2 separate regions of the Homo sapiens genome follow, and region 2 is linked to region 1. A link is a contact called in ENCODE Hi-C or POLR2A ChIA-PET data. All regions are on one chromosome and are shown on one strand. Each heading gives the region's core, a stretch centred on a gene start or an enhancer-like site at or near the end of the contact. The rest is flanking DNA. Distances are from core to core; before and after follow the strand shown.

Region 1 (6,189 bases), core at 3,632-6,131:
CCTAAAATGACCAAAGCTGAGAATGAAGCTGCCTCAAGTGCATCACAGGCCTCTTAGCCCAGTCTCTCAGCGGGTCTTAAATGCTACCAGCGGCCCCGCTGGCCCTGGGGAGCACCTGAGACCCCGGAATAGGCTTGCTTTCTCCTTAGCCTGTCTGGCCAACTGAGACCTGGATGTCATCCCTGCCCACCCACTGTCAGGCGTTGTCATTTCAGCAGAGACTTACACCTGAGACTGATTGGGACACCCGGAGACCACTCACGTATGTACCTGCCCTGGCTTTGACCCCAGGCTCTTGAGAGCCTAGCTCCCATCCGCAGAGCCAGACCCCCAAGGCAGCAGGGCTGGCCCTATTTCTTCCTGAGCAGAAGCTAATGGCATCTCCAGTCAGCTCTCCACACAGCAGGGAAGGGGCTTTCCATACCTTCGAAGGAAGGGCCTGTTGAGCCTGCGTTGCTGAGGGGCTAGACGGGGCCCATGGCGGAGGGCTGCCTTCAAAACAGCTGGGTGCAGAAATTATAGCTTCCTAGTGATGATCGGCCCCACTTTGCGTGGCAACACAATATGTTCCTAATGACTGAATTGTTTATTTAATAAAGAAATCACAACCATTTGGAGGTTTAAATATAGCCTCTCAGAAACCAAGTGAGCTCAGCTCTTGGTGGCTGCGTGGTGCTGGCACCGGCCCAGTCTCTGCACCGCACGAAGCCTTTAGCAATCGCTTGAAAAAAAATATTTTGCAAGATCTCTTGAGTTTCACTAACCCTGCTGTAGTTTCTTGAGTCTCTACTTGGCTTTCATAGAAGAAGCCAGTTATGTAAAAGTCAGAAACTACCTGCAGGTTCTGAATCAAATGGGGAGGGTCAAAGGTGGCTCTCCGCCCACCCGGGGGTTGCAGGTAAGGCAAAGTGGGAGGGGACCCCTTTCCCCCCACTCTGTCTTGGAACTCCAGGGAATGGCAAGGATGGGTCCCTGGAGTGGTTTCCTGCAGCCTGCAATACAGACTGTCCCATTCGAGAACCTTTTAGCTCAAAACAGCACGGCCAGCAAGGCCCTAGGACATTCCAAGCAAAACTGCTCTTCTCCTGCCTTCTCGGGGGAGTTAGTTAGGGCTCTGTCTCTGAGGCTCTGGGTAAAACCCAGGCTCTGACTTGCAGGGGAGTTCTTCGGCCTGAAGCCATATTCCTCAAACTCCCCGAAAACTCCATCCTTCCCCTGCCTCCCCACACGCCCACCTCCCACAGCCCAGGCCACCAATCAAGACTGCGAGACGGCATAGTGTACAAGAGTTTATTTAATGATATCTGAATTTAGTTCTATCATGTGGGGCCCACATTACAAGTTCCATCTGGGTCCATTACAACTCTAACCAACCCCCCACCCCCCCCCAAAAAAAAGGAAAGAAAGAAAATCCACAACTTTTTCCATGTCATTAAATATATTCATATATAATAACCATAATATATTAGTATGCATTGGAAAGGGACATTGACCCAAACAATACGTCATGGTCACAACTAAACATTTACAATTCTGAGTGAACAGAAATCCAAAACACAGGAGGGGGCAGAGGGAGGAGGGGAAGTGCATTTGGGAGGAGGGAATGGGAAGAAACGTCCAATGACAGGAGTGGGACTGGTTTGGCTTTTGGCAAGGGGCGAGACCCCACAAGTACACATTTTGATCCCCCCCGGTGTGCCATGGCCCACAGGAATGTCTTGTCCACGGACCATGGCCAGTGGCCCCATCAATGGGTCTAGTCTGTCCACTCTGGGCTTCAAGGGGACTTCCTTTAAGTGTTGACAGCCTAAGCGTCTTTCACTTTCCTGAAGGCAGGAACCATTCCCCAGTCCCTTAGGGTCTCTTCTTGAGTTCAGTCTCATTCCAACCTGGGACAACTCCAAGAAAGTAAGTCCGTACCCCTCTCCAGCATGCCGCGACTGAGGCAGAGTTCCAGGGCCTTGGAGCAGCTCCCAGCCTCCCTGGGCTGTGACCCTCCCTCCCTGGGTTGTGACCCCAGGTGTCCCTCCCTCCCACATAGAGGCCCCTGGGGATGCTGCCTCCTGCCCTGCTTTCCAAGGACAGAAGCAGTGGGCAGAGACCACAGCCAGCAGGTGAATCCCGGGGACAGCCCTATGTCCTCCCCCGCAAATCTTCGGCATTACTGCGTGTCCGTAAAGCAGGCACTCAGCTGTCAGGGGCACCAGACCACCCAGCTGGTAAGAAAAAGGACAACTGGGGAAGCTGTTTCAAAAACAAAGACTAATCTGGTATGTTTTTCTTCAAACAAACACCTACATAGCACAATTCTGGTTAATACACTCTTCAAAATCAAAATCTAGTTCCGTTTTACATCCCTTCCTAACTGTACAAACCGGGACACCTCAATTCCCATTTCCCTCTGCTCCTTGGAGTGGGGCACCGGAGTGGAGGAGGGGTGCTTTCCCAAGGATGGTGCTCACCGCAGAGGCCGGGGCTGCAGTCGGGAGTGGTGGGCTGGGTCCTGGCTGGGTGTGTGGATAGGAAAGGCAGCTCGTGACGACCGTGCAATCCCAACAGTGACCTGGCTGCTAGCATGGTGGATCTGGTCACCCTGACGCATTCCCCAAGGGCCAGACCACCGGGCGGACAGCCTGTGCCCTGCGGGGTGCTGAGCCGAAGGGAGGGGCAGGACACTGGCTGAATTTTCCGCAAGATGCCTTGTTGCTTGGCGTGTCGCCAGCTCCGTTGCTGAGGTGGCCTCAGAGACCACCACAAATGCAAGCCCCTCACAGGACACCCGTGAGACCCAGACCCAGGGTGGGATATCGTGGGGCTGCCACAGCCCTTCTGGGCAGGGTGAAGAAACCACACTGGCATAGACAGAAATAGGACAACCGCCCCAGCAGCGTAGTGCCTTGTGATGCTGATGGCGCCCAGCACACCACACTGGGCATCCGAGGGGCGCTGACAGCTTGGAGAGGGGCCCTGTCTTCTAGCCTTGGGCTGGATTCAGGGAAGCCAAATGCCCCTTCCCAGGGCAGGTCTGTCTGCTCCCTGCCCCTGAGGCACCTCTGCCAGTCTCTCCTGGAGTCTCTCCAACCACCCTGAGGCAGCCAAAACACCTTTCTAAAAACACCTTTCTACCACCTCTTCGGAGCATCCAAGGCCTGCCTTCCTGGAACCTGGAGCTGCCATCTGGCAAGTCCGTCCCTGCATCCCGCACCACTTTGCTGCCTCCTCTGAAGATGTGATTGTCCCCATGCCCTACCCCACCCCGGGCTCCTGTTCTCCAGCCCAGATGCCAGTGTCCTCAAGAGGCAGTAACCAGGGCCAGGGGCTCGGTGGCCACTCCCCCAAGAGCACCCTCCCAGCCTGCACAGGGATTGGGCGGGTAGGCTGCAGAGCTGGAGTGCAGTGAGGGCCAGCGTGGCCCCTGGTCAGAAAGTCGGGCTCTGGAGTTTGAGCCCCAGTCCTGCCACCAATTTGCAGCATGACCTTGGGCACGTGTACTCCAGTCTCCTTGCTGGTGATAATGAGTCCCTGTCCCACAGGGTTGTCATGAGTACACACTGGGAGCATGTGGGTAAAGTGCCTGGCACACAGCAGGTGCTCAATAAATGGCAGCCGTGATGCGGGTAAATGTGGGGAAGGCGGAGGGAAGCCAGACCACCGGGGGCCGAGCTTCATACTTGGTATGACCCTTTTGAGCAGCCAAACTCTGGCCGGGAAAGTGAAACCAATTTCCTGACTGTGAGGGGAGCCAGGCCTCTTAATTCAGTGCGCCGGGTGTGAGGATGTGGGCCAGAGGCCCGGGCAGTGCAGAGAGCCCAGGAAGGCAGGGAGCCAGGAGGCCCCAGGGCACAGGAATGGACCCTGTGTGAGGAGGTCAGAACAAAAGGGGCTGCCTGCTTGAGGACCGTGTCTCTAGGAGATTTTGGAAGGAGGGCTGGGGCACAGTGGAGGGCACGGGCAGACTCCACAAAGACCGTCTGGAAAGGCACGGTCAAGGTGTGGCCCAGGCCAGACCCAAGACAGCTGTAGGGGGCAGGCCGGCAGCCTCTGTGCCTTCCCTTGGAGAAGCCAGCATGGCCTCCTTGGCCCCCAGGAACCTGGTCATTCCTGTGCCCCTGCCCACCCATGGCTCAGGCACTCTGGTACTTCACTGAGCCAGCAAACCCCATCCCAGCTCAAACAAGCCCCCGGCCCCAAGCCAGGCCCAAGTGCCTTCGCAGCCTGCAGACTCCAAGCCCGTTCAGGCCCTTTCCAGCTGTTGACATTGCTGAGGGGCCTTGCGGGAGCTGATGTCATTTACATAAATAGTGTCACTGCCGTAAACCCAGCCAGTGCCCCTCCCCCTCCCCCTGGAAAACGTCATAAAAAGGGCTGGTTCCAAGTTTCCAAAAGGAAACTCTCTGGGAGGTTTTGCGTTTGCGATGCCTCCTCCAACAGGCAGCTCCAGCATGAGGCGGTGACCACCCGGCTTGGGCTTCTCAGGGGTGTCCCTGGGCCCACTGCCTTCCGGATGGGCCAGCCCCACGCTGGGCAGGGGCAGGGGCAGGGGCAGAGACAGGCAGCAGCAGGGGCTTCCTCTCCTCTCTCCACAGGTGAACCACTCACCGACCCCAAGCCCCCACCCAGTAGGACCCACTCAGCAGGTAGCAGTGGAGACAGAGGCCGCCTGGGGCATGCTGGCTGGACAGGAGCTGTCCACTCCCCAAATGCTGCCAGGCCCCTTCAGATGGAGGAGTCCAGGCTGTGACAGCCAGGTGGCCCGCGGGGAACTGCTAGAAGGGGCCGGGGAGAAAGGGGGGGATCCCGTCGGCTGCGTGTCGGGTGGTGGTTTGGTGGGTGCTCCGCGCCCCGCCCACACTACGGGCTTGAGAATTCACAGTTCTCCTCCCGTCCACGTCTCCGCGCCATCCACGCCCCGCGCCTGGGGCCCCAGTTGTGCGATTCTGCGCCCGCCCCCGGGCCCCAGGGCAGGCTGCCCCCAGCCCCTCCACGGCGGCCGCGCCCAGGCCCAGGGAAGCGCGTCTCTGCTCTGGAAGGAGCCCCGTGAGGTAGCTACGTCTCGTCATTTCTCCAGGGCCCGGCCGGCGGCGCACCCCGCCCCGCGTGCACGCGGCTCCCGCCCAGAGCGCGCAGGGTGGGGGTAGGGGGAGGGGCCGCCGAGGGTCCCGCCCCCCGCGCCGTGCGGCCCCGCCCCCTCCCTCCCCCCACCTGGGAAAGCCCTCGCGGGCCAAGTCCGCGGCGGCCGGGCCAAGGCGCCCGCTCTCGCTCGGCCCCGCCCTGGCGCCCGCCCGCCCGCCCGCCCGCTGCCTCGGCGCTAGGCCTTCTTGCACTTGCCCTTCTTCTCACGCTGCTGGAACTTGCGCAGCCGCCGCGCCCACGTGTCCCGCCACTGGATCACCAGGCTGCTTTTATCGGCCACGATGCCGCTCTGGTCCGGAGAGTCCTCCGCGTTGCCCAGCAGCAGGTACTTCTTGAGGGGCTTGATTTTGGGACACTTGCAGGCGATGTCCCGCGAGCGGATCCACAGGCTCTGGTCACCGCGGCGGATGCGGCTCGTGCCCTGCTTATACACGGAGATGATGTTCACCGTGAACTTCCACCAGTCCCCCGCCTTGTCCGCCTTCAGGATGTGGATCTGGACGGCTGCAAGGAAGCACAGGCAGACGGGTGGGCTCCCAGCTGCTGTGGCTAGGTCCGCCCTGCCTGAGCCTGGGGAGAAGGGAAAGGAGACCCAGCCCCAGGAAGTGACTGCACAGAGTGGCCCATACAGGAGCGCGTGGGTGGTGGCAAGCTGATCGTAGACCCCCACCTGCTAACAACAGGGCCAAGAAGCCTTGCCTCCCACGCTGTGAGGGTGCCACCCAGCACTGCCGTCGGGACAAGCCATCTCCTGGCCTTGTCAAGGCCCACTTTGTCCAGGAAGCCTACAGGTGCTGACCACGCCCCCAGCACTCTGGGCAAGCTGTCTGCCCAGGGCAGGCGCTCGGGTGAGAGCAGTGCTGGCGGGGAGAGGGAGGTTCCTCAGGGGTGCGCTTCTCCAAAGGCCCAAGTCACTTTACACCAGCCCTCATGACACTCCACACACAGCCTGGCCCTCCAACCAGCCTCAGAAAACCATAATGGGTCCTCAATGCTCAGGGACAGAAGATGAGAACCCACCCTTTGGGGTGGCCGTAGTGCCTTTTCCAGAGCCCC
Region 2 (6,199 bases), core at 13-2,512, 340 kb before region 1:
GACAGGATGGTCTCGAACTCCTGACCTCAGGTGATCTACCTGCCTTGGCCTCCCAAAGCGCTGGGATTACAGGCATGAGCCACTGCCCCCGGCCTCAGTTGCAGAGTTCTATGTGTGTGGTTCTACATTGGCTCAACAAGTGACATTATGCAACCCACTGTAGGCTGCTCAATTGTTTCTCAATGATCTTGTAACCAACTCTCAAGATATCTGATATCCGAAATGTATAAAGCACTCACTTTCTATTGGAGACTGTTAAAGTTAAACCAAGAGTCAAGAGCTAAGTCCTAGAGTATGCTTAAAACTTTAGACAGTGATTGTTCTGCATCCACATTCTTAAAGCTTTCAGGCATCACAACACACATTTTTGAAAAGTTTTGCTTCTCCTAAAATCTAATTCATTGTTTTCTCATCCCTCAAAAAACCAAAACCCCTCAAAACGAACAATAAAACCCCACAGCTTTTTCTTCCCAGAATCTTCAAAACAATAGGCAGTCACAAATAAGATTTCAGCGGAGCGGCCCAGTCCCTTTTTCTCTCCGCTTTAGCTCCCCCTGGCGTCCCCTTCCCCTTCTGTCCTGGTCTGAAATCCTCATCATTTAGAAACCTTCCTTAGGATTAGAGGACCAACAACATCCCCTCAGGGGGTTGCTCAAACACACGTTCCCTCCCAGCCCTTTCTCACTGGTACGCCAGTTGGGATTTTAGCAGATTTCCTAGCTGGTCCCAGGGGCCGACACAGACAGCATCCTTCTGTGTGGTTACGAAGGAGCCTAGGGCTTTGCGAGCGGCGTGGGGTTCAGAGCCAGGAAGGGCTGACCTAGTGGGAGAAGGGTTACAACCACCCGTACTCATCCGGCCCGCCTGGGGAAGAGGCATTTGGTCCCTTTTAGGTGCTGGCGCTTGTCCGAGCTGGTAAAAACCATCTCACTCCCTGAGGCTTGGATCGAGGAAGTGACTCTCCAAGGCCTTGGGGCAGGTCAGGCTGTGCGGGTCCTCCTGTGCGTGTCCCTGGCCAGGGCTCCTGCCGTTGTCCCACACTGCCTTTCAGGTGTCCCCGGTGTCTCACTATTCCTGTTTGCACTACACGTCCTCCGAATTCCTAAACCAGCCAGCCCAAAGATGCTGGAGGCCTCACCATTGAAGCCGATCACGGCGTCAAGTTCCAGCTCCGCCACTTGGGCCTCCGGCGAAATTTTGTTATCCATCCTTGGGAGGTTCTGATTACTTTGCTCTCCTCCCTAGTGGCTGCAGCGTCTTCTGGTCGTTATGGTAACGGACGAGCGCATGCGCTCCAGCTCCACGCCCGCGCAGAAACCCAGCCTGCCGAGTTCGAGTTCATTAGCATTCTTGGAAATGAAGGGGTATGGGGACTGGAAGAGAGATGGGGTGGGACTCCTCTTCTTTTTTTTTGTGCTATTTCTCTGGAAATTTAGGGGATGGCACTAACTGCGCAGAACTAATTCCTCCATCCCCTTGTGTAGAGTCTGTGACTTCTTAGTAACTCTAAAATCAAGCACCGAATGAATGGCATTTAAAAAATATGTAATCAGGCGTACAGGACTGATAGGAAGGCTGCTATAAAAAATATATATAATTGATACTTCTTTGGGCCCCTGTTTGGAGCAGTGTGAAAAAAATTTTAAAGATTTTTTAAAAAGCGTTGAGGTATAATTTACATATCATAAAGTTAACTTAAAGTAGGTTGTAGTGAGTTTACGCAGCGTGCAAGTCTCACCGCAATCTAGTGTTTTGTTTATTGTTTTGTTTTTGAAGCAGGATAAATTTTTAAGTAACTGCTACAGAGAGGTCTTGCAGCGCTCCCACCTTCCTGGGAAAATGCTTTGTTTCTATTTAACAATTTTAACTGAGCTTAGCAGTTCGCGTCTCTTGGTGGGAGTAGATTGCTCCAGTGTACTGTCCGCAGGGGAGCGCTTTGCTTTCTCTGATTATAGTTCTGAGGCCCTAGCTACTCACTTTGCAAACTCCAGGCTCCGGTCGCGCACGGGACGAACTGCGGGGAGTGAGCCGCGCGGGCCGCCGTAGTCAGCTGCTAAGAGCAGGAAGAGTCCGAGCGGCGGGCGGAGTCTGCAGGATGGCACCGGACCCCTGGTGAGTCCCGGGTGAGGGCGGCGGTGCGTGGAGGGACCTTCGGGGAGGCCGGGCTTCCGGAGAGCAGGCAATCACTTCGCATTGCCGCTGGTGGCCTTTCGGGATGAGGGGAGGGGCAGCGAGACCTTTCCTTTACTGAGGGGGCTCAGCCACATCCCGCCACACTTGGTCCTTGCAAGGGTGGCCCGGGAAGGAGACCAGGTGGTCCGCTGGAGAGCTGAGGACTTACGCCAAATCTCTGAATATTCCTTTAGCTTTTCTGGGCTGCATCTCGTTGCGGGGATTTCCCGCCCATCCTGGTTTTGGAGCTAGCTGGCTGGTGCAGGCTTCCCTGGACTCCTATAAAAGTGAAGTCGAAATAACGTTTTTGTAGCATGTCAGTCCATCCCGGTAAACCCCCTTATTTCACAGGTGGAGAAACCGAGGTTCAGAATCCATGGCCACCAGCCAGTTAGTAACCAGCTGGGGCTAAGACCTAGATCTTGGGGGCCCTTCCAGATACAGGAACCTGGGAGGGAAATTGTGCACTTGTTTATAAGGCATTTTGCACTTTCTTGAGTTAATATCATGAAGTCTTTTCCTTTAGCAGTAGCTTCTGCAGTAAAACAATAGCTGATAAGGGTGATTTATTTAGCAGTTAATCCCAAGGACTGCATGATGAAAGATGCAACTTTTGATCCCAAGGAACATATTGTTTGATCCCAAGGAACGTATTGTTATTGAACATAGACTTGACCTTTCTGCTTAATAATTAAAAACATATTACAGCTCTATAACGTTCTTGTTGGAATATGTGTCTTATGTTGTTATTTCTAATATAGTTTATAATTGTTTAAGTTGCCCACATCCTGGATATTAGAAGAATGGATTCCAAGAACAAAGTTGAGTTACCTGGAATCTAGGTTATTTGGGCCAATTATTTAATTTAGCATTTACTTTTTTAAACCTAATTTTAGGCCGGACGCGGTGGTGGCTCACGCCTGTAATCCCAGTACTTTGGGAGGCCGAGGCAGGCAGATCACCTGAGGTCGGGAGGTCGAGACCAGCCTGACCAACATGGAGAAACCCCGTCTCTACTAAAAATACAAAATTAGCCGGGCATGGTAGTACATGCCTGTAATCCCAGCTACTCGGGAGACTGAGGCAGGAGAATCGCTTGAACCCGGGAGGTGTAGGTTGTGGTGAGCTGAGATCGTGCCATTGCACTCCAGCCTGGGCAACACGAGCGAAACTCCGTCTCAAAAAAAAATAAAAAACCCCAAAATCCCTAATTTTAACAGTTATATACACCCCTTGATAGAGAATATTCAATTTAGAGAATATTGAAAATTTGCAAAAAGGAAAATAAATAGCATCTTTAACTCTATAATTTGGAAATAGCCATTAATGATTTTTTTACAATGAATTTGTTATTTTAATCTATATTTTTATATATATATATAATATAAACAGCATTTCTCTATGTCATTGGACATTCTTTGAAAGCATAACTTTCTTTTCTTCTTTTTTTTTTTTTTGAGACGGAGTCTTGCTCTGTCTGTCACCCAGGCTGGAGTGCAATGGCGCGATCATGGCTCACTGCAACCTCCACCTCCTGGGCTTAAGCAACTCTCCTGCCTCAGCCTCTGGAGTAGCTGGGACTACAGGCGCACGCAGCCACGCCCAGCTAATTTTTTGTATTTTAGTAGAGACAGGGTTTTACCGTGTTGCCTAGGCTGATCTTGAACTCCTGAGCTCAGGCAATCTGCCCGCCTTGGCCTCCCAAAGTGCTGGGATTACAGGTGTGAGCCACCGCACCTGGCCTCATAATTGTCTTATGTTGCAAAATAATGCATCACATGAATGACCATAATTTATTTTTCTCCTATTAGTTTTTTGTTTTTCTGATGTTTTGTTTTGTTTTATCATTGCAAAGGGAGTCCCTTTGTTCTATCTCTTATTTCCTTGGGCTCCCTGTCTAGAAGTAGGAATTAGAACTGTTGAAAGTGAAGCATTTATACTTTTTTTGTTATTCTCAATCAGTTTGACTAAGTGGCTTTCTCATTAGACTGTTGAAAGTGAAATAGAACTGTTGGGCTCAAGGGTATAAACATTTTTAAGGCCCTTGATACTGTGAACCCCAAAGTATCTGAGACAGGTCTCAGTCAATTTAGAAAGTTTATTTTGCCAAGGTTAAGAATGCACCCATGACACAGCCTCAGGAGGTTCTGAAGACCTGTGCCCAAGGTGGTTGGGGAACAGCTTGCTTTTATACAATTTAGGGAGAATAATACATGAATTAATACATGTAAGATTTATGATGGCTCAATCCAGAAGGGAGGGACACCTCGAAGGGCGTGGGGGGCTTCCAGGTCATAAGTAGATTGAAAAATTTTCTGATTGGCAATTGGTTGAGTTATTATCAATAGAAACGAATGTCTGGGTTATGATAAGGGGTAGTGGAGACCAAGATTTTATTATGCAAATGAAGCCTCTGGGTAGCAGGCTTTAGAGAGAATACATTGTAAGTGTTTCTTATCAGACTTAAGGTCTGTATTGACGTTAATGCTGGTTGGCTTTTCCTGAATTCCAAAAAGGAGGAGAGGATATATAATGAGGCATGTCTGATCCCCTCTTCCCATCATGGCCTGAACCAGTGTTTCAGGTTAACTTTGGAATGCCCTTGCCTTAGAGTAGGGGTCCGTTCAGATGGTTGCGGGGGTGGGGGGGGGTGTTGGGGGTGGGCTTAGAATTTTATTTTGGTTTACAATACATATTCCTAAGTTGCCCTCCACCTTCTGGAACCTAAATCCCTCAGTTTACAAATCAAGTAGGAAATAAAGGTCAAAGATAAGGGACAGGCCCCCAGTTATCTATTTAGATTGGTGGAAGCTATCACTGGACCCCAAGCTTCTTCCGCAGTTAATGTTGATAAAGCATTGAGACTTTTTCTGTTATACTTCATTAGTTTGATGAAGTGGCTTTCTCATTGGACTATTGAGAGTGAAACAGTGAGACACTCAGCTGTGCTCCCAAAGCACAAAATGGGTCGCTGATTAGGGGGGTAGAAAGGAGTATGGGAAGGGACTTGAAAAACCTATAAAAGGCCAGGTGTGGTGGCTCACACCTGTAATCCTAGCACTTTGGGAGGCTGAGGCAGGCGGATCATAAGGTCAGGAGTTCGAGACCAGCCTGACCAACATGGTGAAACCCCGTCTCTACTAAAAACGCAAAAATTAGCTGGGCATGTTGGTGTGTACCTGTAATCCCAGCTACTCAGGAGGCTGAGGCAGGAGAATCACTTGAACCCAGGAGGTGGAGGTTGCAGTGAGCCGAGATTGCGCCACTGCACTTCAGCCTGGGCGACAGAGCGAGACTCCATGTCAAAACAAAACAAAACAAACAAACAAAAACAACCTATAAAAACAGATTCAACTACAGCTTTACCTTTGTGTTGCTAAAATCATAGGTCATTGGCACCTCCCTCAGTGTCTAGCAATGGAATATAGCAGTTACTATTTTAATGGCCTATCAAAGCAAGTGGTAAGCTCGCTGTTTAACAGAAGGAGCCCATGATCACTGTCTCTGAACTGGCTCTTTGCTAATGTTAATTAGCTTTACCTCCAGGGTAACTAATTTGTTGATGATGTACCATTTCCAGAAAAATTACAGTTAAACCTTAATAGTTTTATATCCTGATTGGACTTTTTATGTTGGTAGCATGGTCTTCTTTGTGTTGAATTGCTTTTTAAAAACTTTATTTTGGAAGGTAAAAGATACACAAACTAGAATAGTATAATGGGCCCCTTTCATACTCACCACCCAATTTCTGTGATTATCAATATTCTGCCATTCTTGTTTCATCTCTACCCTCCACACCTTTTTTTTTTTTAATTTTGAGATGGAGTCTTGCTCCGTCGCCCAGGCTGGAGTGCAGTGGCATGATCTTGGCTCACTGCAACCTCTGCCTCCTGAGTTCAAGTGATTCTCCTATCTCAGCCTCCCGAGTAGCTGGGATTACAAGCACCCGCCACCATGCCCGGCTAATTTTTGTATTTTTAGTAGAGATGGGGTTTTGCCATGTTGGCCAGGCTGGTCTTGAACTCCT

What was found. Hi-C counts contacts between places; a loop is a spot of excess contacts on that map. ChIA-PET counts read pairs that join two places held with the same protein, here RNA polymerase II (POLR2A). Pooled maps may share reads with other maps.
Region 2: a loop to region 1 is called in a pooled map, with 5 times the contacts of the local background. The contact joins the promoter of CFAP52 here to the enhancer-like site in region 1. A Hi-C loop is called at or near these places in 11 of 50 pooled maps. POLR2A ChIA-PET finds 5 or more read pairs at or near these places in 2 of 52 experiments (H1 and activated T-cell).

What each region holds. Positions count from the first base shown.
Region 1 is chr17:9,239,088-9,245,276 of GRCh38, reverse strand. NTN1 (netrin 1) reads right to left here. Exons shown (of 7, transcript NM_004822.3): 7 at 1,277-5,637. The coding sequence ends at 5,309. Among named protein-coding and RNA genes, the nearest start is that of NTN1, 220 kb to the right of the region's middle. RefSeq lists a silencer at 4,845-5,294. Within about 2 kb of position 4,881, at least 27 of the 41 ENCODE cell types and tissues checked have a DNase peak (open chromatin) inside an H3K27ac peak, as active enhancers do.
Region 2 is chr17:9,571,705-9,577,903 of GRCh38, reverse strand. It overlaps CFAP52 (cilia and flagella associated protein 52), which reads right to left and starts at 1,262. Exons shown (of 14, transcript NM_145054.5): 1 at 1,139-1,262. The coding sequence starts at 1,208. STX8 (syntaxin 8) reads left to right here and starts at 2,084. Exons shown (of 8, transcript NM_004853.3): 1 at 2,084-2,112. The coding sequence starts at 2,096. RefSeq lists enhancers at 1,000-1,129, 1,922-2,101.